Linked DNA regions of Homo sapiens: region 1 is linked to region 2. A link is an interaction called in ENCODE POLR2A ChIA-PET data of the cell type or tissue named here. Cell type or tissue: PC-3. All regions are shown on one strand. Each heading gives the region's core, and the rest is flanking DNA. Links, peaks and the distances in the headings are about the cores only.

Region 1 (5,387 bases), core at 144-5,143, 450 kb before region 2:
TCCCCTTCCTTCTCTTGATTATGGGGCTTCTAATGAATAGAATATATCAGAAATGATGATATGTCACTTCCCTCATTAAGATACAAGAAGATTGTGTCTTCCATCTTGGATGCCTTTTTTCCTGTCTTTGTCTCTCTCTGTCTTTCTCTTTTTCCTTCTCTCTGTCTTCTCTTTCTTAGGAAAAACAAGCTATCAAGTTGTGAATAGCCCTATGGAGGAACCACATAACATGGCAGTAAAATCTGGAGATAACCTTGAGCATTTGAGGGCTGCCAAAGTGACACAAGTGAGCTTGGAAGTGGATCCTCCCCGATTTGAGAAGCTTATACCCCAGGCAGACATCTTTACTGAAACCTTTTGAGAGACATCAACCCAGGGGTATCCAGCTAAGCTGTGTCTAGATTTCTAGTTCACAGAAGCTATGCAATTATAAGTGTTTCTTTTTTAAAGCTGGTGAGTTTTGGGGGTAATATGTTAGACACTGCTGGATAGCTAATACATTCCCAAAAGTATGAAATATAATGACCTTTTAATAGTAATATTTTATATGTAATTTTTATACATTTTTAGGTAAGGCTACATACTAGAATTCTCTTTACTATAGTTTCTGTGCTCCTAGCTTGTCCCTAGTCTCATCCTATTCCCATAGTCTAGCTTTGATGTGTGGATCACGTGTATTCAGCCTGACTTGATCAACACATTTTTCTAGTCTTGTCTAACATCTTTTCAATGTTCTTAACAACCCCTGTCTTTTTTCTCTTCTCAATGTCAATTAGAATATACTTTTTTCCAGTCTGCCTCTAAATCTTTAGAAATATTAGAAAGAAGAATAGTATATATTTATGATCTATAGGTGTGCTTGAGTAAGTCATGAAGTTTAAAATGACAATTCCAATCGTTGGCTAGGTCTTCAAACGCTTCAATCAGCAACGGAGTGATCCTTTGGTTCCTGTTCAGAATCTGATGATTTCTCATCACCCAGAAAATCCACCACCAGTTAACAGAATTATACCAATAGCTTCTGTATTGTTCTTCTTCCTTCTGCTCTTACTTTTTGTTATGACCTTAATATGATGTTCCCTCAAAAATTCATCTTAAAACCCAGTCAACAAGGTGCTGGTATTAGAAGGTTGTGCTTCTGAGAGTGATTAGATCATAAGGGCTCCTCTCTCATGAATGAATTAGGGTCCTTTTAAAAAGCTTTGAGAGTGGGTTCTCTCCCTTCCATCTTCTGCCATGTGAAGACACAACATTTCTCCCCTCTGGAGAATGCAGCCCTCAGCAGAGAAACAAACCTGTCTTGATTTTGGACTTACCAGCCTCCAGAACTGAAAGAAGTAAATTTCTGTTCTTCATAAGTTACCCAGTCTCAGGTATTTTATTATAGCAGCACCAAATGAACTAAGACACTTTCCTTCAGTCTGTTCTCAACATAGAAGCCAGAATGATGCTGTTAAAACAAAGGTCAGGTTATGTTTCTCTTCTGTTCAAAACTCTGCTACAGCTTCTCATTGCACTGAGAATAAAAGACATTAGAGGGCCTCAAAGTGTCTTCTAGCCCCAATTTTGTAATCCTATACTCCATGAACTCCTTACCTACACCACAAGGGCTCACTTCATTACAGCCAGGCTGTGCTCATTGCTAGTCTCCCACTTTCCAAGGACACGGTCACTTTTGGGCACTTGCTCTAGATATTTCCACTCCTGGAATCTTGTTTCCCCAAGTATGTTCTTGGCTAACTTATTACTCCTCTTTCTAGCCTTTATTTACAATTTCTATTTACAGGGATTTACCTTGACCCCTACCAAATATAGTAACTCCTCATCCCCTGCTCCAGCCTTCAGAATTCACCAGTATTTATTAACTTCTAACATATTAAATAATATGCTTATTATTTATTGCATTTATGGCTTATTAACTGTCTCCTTCCACAAGACGATAAGTGCCATGATAAAAGGAATCTTTGTTTTGTTTACTGTTGTATCTCAATCACCTAGACCATTGCCAGGCACATAGTAGGTACTCAATAAATATTCATTGAACTGAACTGTGAACTGACTTGAATGGATGTGCCCTTTTAGCTCTCAAAATGTGAAAAGAAGTAACAAAGTATTAATGATAAGTAAGTAGAAATGCTGAAAAAGTTATAGTAATGGAAAACATTCTGGTAGCAGAACCCTTGTTTTCTCTCAAAATAACCTGATGCAGCATATTAACAAATAGGGACATGATTTATTCATCGCCATTTGCAACATCTTGATTGACAAAATTAAATTGTTTTGTAGATGCTTGATACACTCAGAGACCTCTTCAATTTCTTCACTGTTCTTTCCTTGCTAATTTTTCTTGTTTTCTTTAAAAAACTACAGGCAAGTAAGCAAAATTCTGCTCCTTTGGCAAATAATTGATCACTTGGCCTCTTGAACTCCTTCATGGACAGTATGTCTCTACAGGTTTACTAAGCATCCTGAGCTGGGTGATGGAATTAGAGAGGGATTTCTTACAGTAAACCATGAAAAGAAAGAAAAGAGTCAGTGCTGCTTATTTTGGCCACAGTGCAAGATGAAATAGAGAACCAGCAAAAGGCACTTTCCAACATCACTTTAAAGAGTATATATTTCACTCATCTTTGTCTCAAAGGAAAAAAATGCTTTCCAACTCACTCTTCCTGTTGCTGTTCATATTAGCATTAATATCAAATCACAGATTGGAAGTGGAAAGACATATTAGGTCTCTGATTTTAAATGAGAAAGTAAATTATGAAAATCAAAATCAAATTCCTTTGCACTTAATATTAGCTAAAACATGATTAAAACATCATAGCTCAATTCCTTTCTAAAATATTGTTATAATGAAGATTTATGTATCTAAATAAAAATATTTCCCCAACCTAGCTTGAGATCTAACAATTGTAAGTAACCACATCTAATACAACCAAATTCTAGAACAGGAGTTAGTCAATTCATTACTTTTTTTTGTAAATAAAGTTTTATTGGAACACATCTGTGTCCTTTCTTTTATGTGTTGTCTGTGGCTGCCTTTGTGCTACAAAAACAGAGTTGAATAGCTGTGCAGAGATTGGATGGCCTACAAAACAAAAATATGTACTATCTGGCCCATTACAGAAAAAAAATTGCTGACTCCTGTCCTAGAAAAATAAAACATTGGTGCAGTTCCTTATGTTTCATCACACAGAAGTTAATCTCCATGTTCACTTCTTTCATTTAAGAGGGAAGGAGAACTTGGAGACATTTCTGAGTTTCTGAGTCTGGAGAGATAGCTGGAATTGATTAGGAAAAGATAGAATTAACTACTGGCTCACATGAGTCTCTCAGGCTGGCCACACTCATGGCTTCCTATAATCCCTCAATTTTCTTCCAAGTCCTCTCACTAAGCGCCTGAAGCACACGAGTCTCCCTTGAGATGCTTACTTTTAACAGAAGTGTTTAAGTTTTCCATCATGACCTTGCCTTACCTCTCTCCTCTATCGATCTTCTCACTTTAGATTGTGGCTGGTTGCACGTGTCCACTGATTTGGCCTCAATGCATTCTACAGCTCTGGGAACTACTTTGTCCTCAGCTGCTGCATGCCCCAGTTCTGCCTCTTGGTCTTGATTGTCAAGCCTTAAACATGGGTAACAGTTTCCAACTTCTGATTCTTAGATTTCCGTCTCAGGCTACCCTTTATCTTCTGCTCCCTAATCAAATGAGAGACAGTGACTGATAAAGAATTTAGACAGCATTTTGAAATATTTAAAGAGTCATCTGCAAAAAATAGTAGGAACTATAATTACTTAGTCTTAAGGAGAGAAGGTGAATAGAAAATTACGGCTGCTAAATTCTTAAATTCCACAGCTGTATTTCATAGGAAGAAAGAAAATCATTGATTTGTATATCCATGGATACACAAATATGAAAAAACCTGATAAACATGAAGAGTGTGATAAAACAATAGAACAATATGTGCCAGGAATCACAGAATTTCCAGGATAGAAAAATTCCATAAACAAGGTAGATATCAATTTCTTTGGTTAGTCAGGTAGATATTGCAGTTTACATTCAGAGGCCAATATTGATCATCTATAAATATTTCTTCTAAGTGACTGAAGCAATAGCTCTTCTGTCATTTTTGTGAAGACGTGGTCAGAGACAAAGCAGAAAAGTCATGTTTTATAACATTTAAAGGAAACAACTATCATGAAAAAATATAGTTTTAAAGCATAAAATTGTACTTTTTTTTAGCTACTCAAACTAGTCTTCTTCTTTAAGGCATTTGATCTTCAAGTTGCACTAAGAAGGGGTTTCTTTATGCAAATATAAAAATAATTTTCTATATTTTATTCAAGTACTTTTATGGTTTTATATTTACATTCTAGCATTTAATCCATATGAGATTTATTATATTTTTGTTTTGAGATAGGAAGCTGAGTCTTCTTTTACCAAGTATGTATGTGGCTTTTCTGACCCCTTTGCTGAAGACTTCATCCTTATTCACTGATTTTTAAATACTGTCTTCAGAGCATCTCTAATTCCCTTTGTCATTCATGGAGTCTACATAAACCTACTTGACTGTATAAAACTTCATATGCCTCTAACACTCAGTTCACCTTAAGAGGTAGTATATTCTTACTATTTGTTATGGCAGGTCTTTATTCATCTTTTCGTTTGAAAGAATTCAGGCTACTGTCCTATCTATATTCTTGCTGATCAGCTTTATAATATATGTCATCCAGTTTTGTAAAATGTACACATTGCACACAGTGTTTATAAATACTCTGAAAAAAATTATTACAGGCAAAAATTAAACTGGTAAAGTTGGCTGTCTCAAGGAGGAGGAAGGAAAGGAGGGTCATGAAGTTTATGGGACCTGTTTACTGTGAGAATGGGGCTAATCATCTGACTCAGACTCAGGTGTCAAAGAAGGATTTTTAAGAGTAGTCATTTGTATCTGACTCAGACTCAGGTGTCAAAGAAGGCTTTTTAAGAGTAGTCATTTGTGGAATGGACAGTGCATTGGGCTTCTAAGAGTAGTCATTTGTATGGGATTTGAATACAAATAGAAATTGGTTGATGTGAAGAAGGAAAGGAGAATATTTAAAATAGAGGAAAAAATCATATGTAAAGTGGTGTGTCTTCAGAGGACTGACTGCTAACTATTCAGAATGGTTTTAGTTCTGGGGAGTGTCTGAAGATTTGGTGACATGTTTGGGCAAGAGTCATATTATAAACAGCAATTATACCTAAATCAGGAGCTTGAACTTTTTGTAACAGTTTGGATAAATTGCTTAAAATTTTAAACAAGGCATTGTCATGATCAGGTCTGCATCTTTAAAATGTCACTCTGATATCCAAGTGGAAGTTTGAAGGGAGTATCGAGGACATTAGA
Region 2 (5,387 bases), core at 77-5,076:
TTACGGAGGAAGAAATTGAGTCCTTAAGAATTTAAAGACGTTTTGAAAGTCATTCAGCTAGCAGTTGGGTAGACCTAGGATGGTCAGTCAAATCTTGATTTATTTCACACTTTTTTGTTTATTTTTGTCAAAGCAGTCTCAGAAAGAGGGGTTTGTGTACCAGGTGTTAAGGAATAGTTAATAACCTTTGGTGATGGATCCCGCAGTAAAATCCAAGCTAACCCCACAAAGGGATCTATAATAATAAGAACTGGGTCTTGAGACATGAAACGAGAATTGGCTGGCTGCATCACTTTTGTTCTAGTACCTTATTTTCTTCTCATGGTCTTCATAAAAGTCTTAGGATTTGTTGAATATTCTAGTACTTGAAATGTAATTTCCAGGCTGAGAATTTAAAAAAAGAATAGTACAGTTATGTACATGTTCATGCAGTGGCATTGTTTTACATGTTACGTACATTTGGAATTTTATTTAAAAAGAAGTAGGGAGACTTGCTATTTATTTGCAGACAAAGAGAGCCAGATACCTTTAGTTGACCAGAACACTCACAGGCCAGCTCTACTTTTTACTGATGAGTAGTATTCCAACACCATTAATGTAGGTGGTTGGGTCTGTTGGTTCAACTGGAAACATATCTCAAAGTTTATGGACCCCATTCCTCTATTCTCTTGAGAAAGGTAACAAATAAGATGAGGGGGCACTGTGTGGACCAGTGGTGATAATGTGCCATGAACCAAGTGCACGTTGGTCTACACCCCTAGAAAAGAGAGCAAGAGAGAAGAAACCTATGTGTAGACCTTTTCATGGACCACACACTGGCCACGTTCCTGATGTTGGTGAAACAAATTGGAAAGGAATATTCTCCCTCATGGGACAGTGGGCAAGGGAGTTTGTAGGCTTACTTCTGTCCCCAAGCCTCTAACAAGATCAGATTTTCTTTCACAGTTTTGTGTACGCCCTGATTGTAAAAGTTAAACTTGTGTTATAGCTGTTTTCCTTGGTAGAACTCCATGAATAGGAGCTTATTCATCAGTGTACTGTTGGTCCTGTAAGTGTCTGGCACACAGAAGGATGTCTATAAGCATTTGTTAAATTGAACTGTACCAGTCCCAACCACTGGCAAAATTTGGCACAGCAGTAGAACCTTTATGTATTTATGCATAGCAGTTGTTAATTATTATGTGTAACTTATGAATAATGGAAGCTCTTCCACGTTTTTTCTTTAGTCTGTTTAAATTAGGACTTTTAAAAGGAACAATATTTTTTCCTTAAAATGTATCTTCTTCTTTCCAGGCATACTAATTATGAGGGAAAAAGTGAAACTGACTGTTATTGACATTATAATTAATTGGTACTTGAAATAATTTGTTTTGTAATATTACATTTCTTCAGTAATACGCAAATTATATTAGAAAACGTTTAGCAAAATCTTTGGGGGCAACATTTTTTTTGTAAGGAAATGAATACAAATATTTCTGGAGCCTACTAGGCAGTTTCCTTAGCATCACTTCCTGTAGTCAAAGGGACCCGCCAGCTGGGCACACTTAACTGCCTTGGATTTGACGGCTTGGTAAGGTGGAAATCTTAACATTTCACATCCAGAGTTCATTTTGGTGTGCAGTAACCTTAAAAGTTAAGAGGGTATCAAGAACAGTTGATGATTCAGAACTTGGTAAGTTATGGGATTAAGTAGTATATGAAGCCCATCTATGTTTTAAAAATTAGGATTTGCTCTTCACTGAAGGTGAATTTCCTGACTCTTTTCTAAGAGTCATATTCAACTACATTAATAACTGCTGGTAAGAGACAGAAAATAAAATTATTTTGAAATGGAGCTCAGAGATTTCTAGACGAGAAATTTATTTTAAAATGCTAATAGAAAATAAATTATATGGATATATATTTATAACACTGATTTTTAACAGATGCTCTTAAAATAACTTTAACCTAGTTTCTTGCTTTGTGAAGACAAAGTTGTTTGTTGTTTCTTTTTTGTTTAACAAAGGTAACTTCATGAGTATTTGACAGTATATTTCTTTTGGCTCATATTTCTGTGTATTCACCTGCTTGTAAATCATAGCAAAAAGGAACAAGCTAATGGACTAATATATGAAGTAAAAGGGCAGAAAAATGAGCACATTTACTATTTATGCACTGTGTTCTACTGTGTGCTTTCCTCCAGTGCTTACTTATCCTGAATTCCTGAACAATTTTTTCCCTCATTGTTCATTAGTGTCAGTCGGTATGTTATAGAAATGTGTGAATTTCTATAAATTAGTTGTGAGTGTGAATTTCCCACTGTTGGATTCCTCAGCAGACACCCAAACTTAATTTTTATTTCATGAACTAAAAGTTGTAGCTAAGGCATGACATCTGATCAAAATTAACACTATTATCCTTTGCAATGAAAAGGGTGAATAAAACTAAAGTTCCTGGTAGTTGCCCCTGATACAAGTGTTTGCTTAGCTTTGACCATACATCTATCTATTTATTTTACATTTTACACATCCATGGGTATTCCTCCCGATAATGCCAAGGAATGCTTTCCTTTGCAGGCATCATTCTAACAACACAAACACATTCACTGTGAATTTTAAACTCTCGTTCTCTTTTTTCCTCCTTTAATAAATTATCTCATTGAGATTATTCATTGTTTTGGCAGTACTCTAAACGATCTTGCTTTTGCAAAATCATTGTATATTCTGTTTAATGGCATGTTACTTTAAAACTGTAAAGTTTAGGGTTGCTAAAGGCAAAAGCTGACAATATTTGTTAATATTGAGAATAGGTAAAAATGGGCCTTTGGGCAGTCAACAAAAGTAAAATTAAAATCTGACTTTAAATCTTTTGAAAATCTAAAATTAATATGGATTTCTTTATACCAATCAGAAATTCAAATTTTGTTTTATGTTACTGATCTTTAAGTTGTTTATGTGTCACAGTGAGAGTGGTAGGAACCTTTTTTTTAATTGTATGAAGTAAATGGAAGGAAAAATAACAGTATACATCACTGTGGTAAAACTATCTTTAATGATAGCATGTTACTTTGGACTACGTTTTGTTTTATTTTACAGTGAATTAGGAAGTGTTTTTCATTGTGTTTTTTGGAATTCTGGTAAATGTGAGCAGCAATTCATATGCATATAGGTGTAAAAAAGACGTATTTGAAAAGATATGCTGCGTGAATTTGTCCAGTGAGGATAAGTAGCAAGTTGTAATTACCTTCTGTAGTTTAAGTCATTGGCTGTATTGAATACTTCAGTGAAGTATCGCGGGGGAAAACTGTGGTTGTACATACTACCTTGTGAGTGTTGCAGGATTTAGTAGTTCTCAATGACCATTGTTACTTTTAAAAAGGAAAAAAAGTAGTGAGGGGATAGGATAGGAAGTTTTGATGTGTGGGAGGGGAAAGGAATCATTACTTCTCAGCTGCTGAAGTCGCAGTTTATTTTGTTTTAGGCCTCTTTGCATAGCATATTCTAGAGGATGGCGAAGGATAATACTTCGGGGTGAAAATGTTAGTATCCTTAACATACTTCCGGGTGGTTTAACTATTAATCAGAAGCACCATGGAGATTAAAGAATTGGAGCTAGGGATTAGATAGGTTTTAGTGAGGCTTTGCCACGGAAAAGCTATGAAATGGGTGAGTCATTCAACATCTCCTTGCTTCAGTATCAGCGTTACTTCGAAAGTGAGGTTTTACTTTCAAATGTATTGAGTATCAGGGTGAATAGAACTTAGGGCTGAGAGGATGTCCCTTATGATTTTTTGAGCTTGGCATTTAATATTTTACAGCAAAGTTTTTAGCTTAACATAATTGAACTTGTACTAGATAGGGTTAATAGGCTAGAACAAAAGGTCAAAGCATAAGGCATTAGGCTTAATTAAGGGAGAGCAGGAGTGGCAGGAGTGTGTGACAGTTAAATGGGTTTCCCACAGACTAATGTCGGTTACAGTGCAACCATGCCTCAACTTAAGTGGGTTATTTTGTGCAAAGGGCAGCAGTGATTAGCAGTTTGACATGCCAGACACTTCTGGCCAATCCCATCTGTTTTAGAGGTTAAAAAAGCACACCTTTATGAGCTGATGGATTGATTTGTGTGCCCGTCTGGTAAAGATTAGAAGTCCAAGGCCAATGCAGTAAATGTCAGTTATAGAGTATTATACTTTCTTGGTTGGCTCATTGTTTTAACCGTCAACTGTTTTATAATGGGGGATAAGTGCTGTTTATGGTGTTGAATGCAAGATAGGTGGGGGAACAGGTGAGGGAGGAAGAAAAATATTTCCTAGATGGACTTGTGAATCAAAATATTCTGTAGCAGGTGTTCACATTTTAAATGGAGTGTTTTTGACCTGTTCCTTACAGTTTCAGTCACATTGTTCTTTTCTGAGTGTTATCTGAGCAACACTGCCAGTCCAGGATTTAATTTTGCATACAGAATTGGTAGGTTTGTTTATTTAGGTACCTCTTTTTAAAGGTGTAATAATTTTTTATTGACCACCTGAACAAGGGAAAATAAAATGAAAATGACACACACACGCGCACACACACACAGAGTTCTGTGTTCTTTTATGTGGTCAGTCAGGTGCATGTGAAAAGGAGACCCAGGAGGGGCTCAGGAAAACAAAGTTTATTATACTCATGAGTTCTCGGAGGCACAGCATGCCATTCAGGGCCACATGAGAAAGCCCCAGTGTTGGTCTAGGGGCCAAAGGGGCAGGAGCTAGAAGAGAGACCGGGCTGCAGCCGTTTCTGGAGTATCTGTGGGAAAGGCAAGGCAGGGCGGGTAACCAAGTTTAGGATTCGCTAGTTTGCATTAGCTGTAGGTAAATGCTACTGCTACTACTACTAATAAGCTATAGGTGTGTAATAATAGTAGCTTTGAATAAGTTATAGGTATACAGGCTCTAAACTGTAAGAGTGATCCCTAGTTTGCCTGGTAGATACCAGGCAGGGGAATATTGCCTCCTGGGTGTATGGGTCAGGTAGAGGAGGTATCGCTGTGGATTGTTTAGTTTGCATGTGAAAGGCACGCTGAGTCCTTTGCCTTCTCTAAGCGTTGGCTGGCCCCTAGAGGGGCAATCTCTTCCCAGCCAGAAAGGAGTCAAAACCATCATAATATACAGAAAATAAGAAACATAAACAATACACACATATGTACTTGCTTTAAGGGTAGGATTTACTGTGGTCACGTGAGTTTGAAGTGTGTTTGAACTTAGACTCTAACCTATTTCTTTCTTCATTGAAAGTTGTTAAGTGCGATGCCATTAGTATAGTTCATTTTCAGTTCTGGATTGTAGCTCATTTAAAGATACACAAATACTACGTTTTGGTTATAGAAATTGGCTCCAACATATTCTGAAATTCAAGGAAAGGGAAGATCCC

Evidence for each region. Peaks named below come from ENCODE experiments on the same cell type or tissue, not always from the same donor. Only the 100,000 strongest peaks of a DNase experiment are listed, where the experiment ranks them.
Region 1: POLR2A ChIA-PET joins it to region 2 with 5 read pairs; 5 of 35 experiments call an interaction of 5 or more read pairs at or near these places.

The regions. Positions count from the first base shown.
Region 1 is chr21:15,498,198-15,503,584 of GRCh38, reverse strand. No RefSeq gene overlaps it. Among named protein-coding and RNA genes, the nearest start is that of USP25, 230 kb to the left of the region's middle. In PC-3, for the core only: no CTCF peak of the experiment used is centred there; no DNase peak of the experiment used is centred there.
Region 2 is chr21:15,050,442-15,055,828 of GRCh38, reverse strand. All of the region lies in intron 1 of NRIP1 (nuclear receptor interacting protein 1), which reads left to right. Among named protein-coding and RNA genes, the nearest start is that of NRIP1, 12 kb to the left of the region's middle. In PC-3, for the core only: no CTCF peak of the experiment used is centred there; no DNase peak of the experiment used is centred there; H3K4me3 peaks cover 3,069 bases; H3K27ac peaks cover 3,534 bases.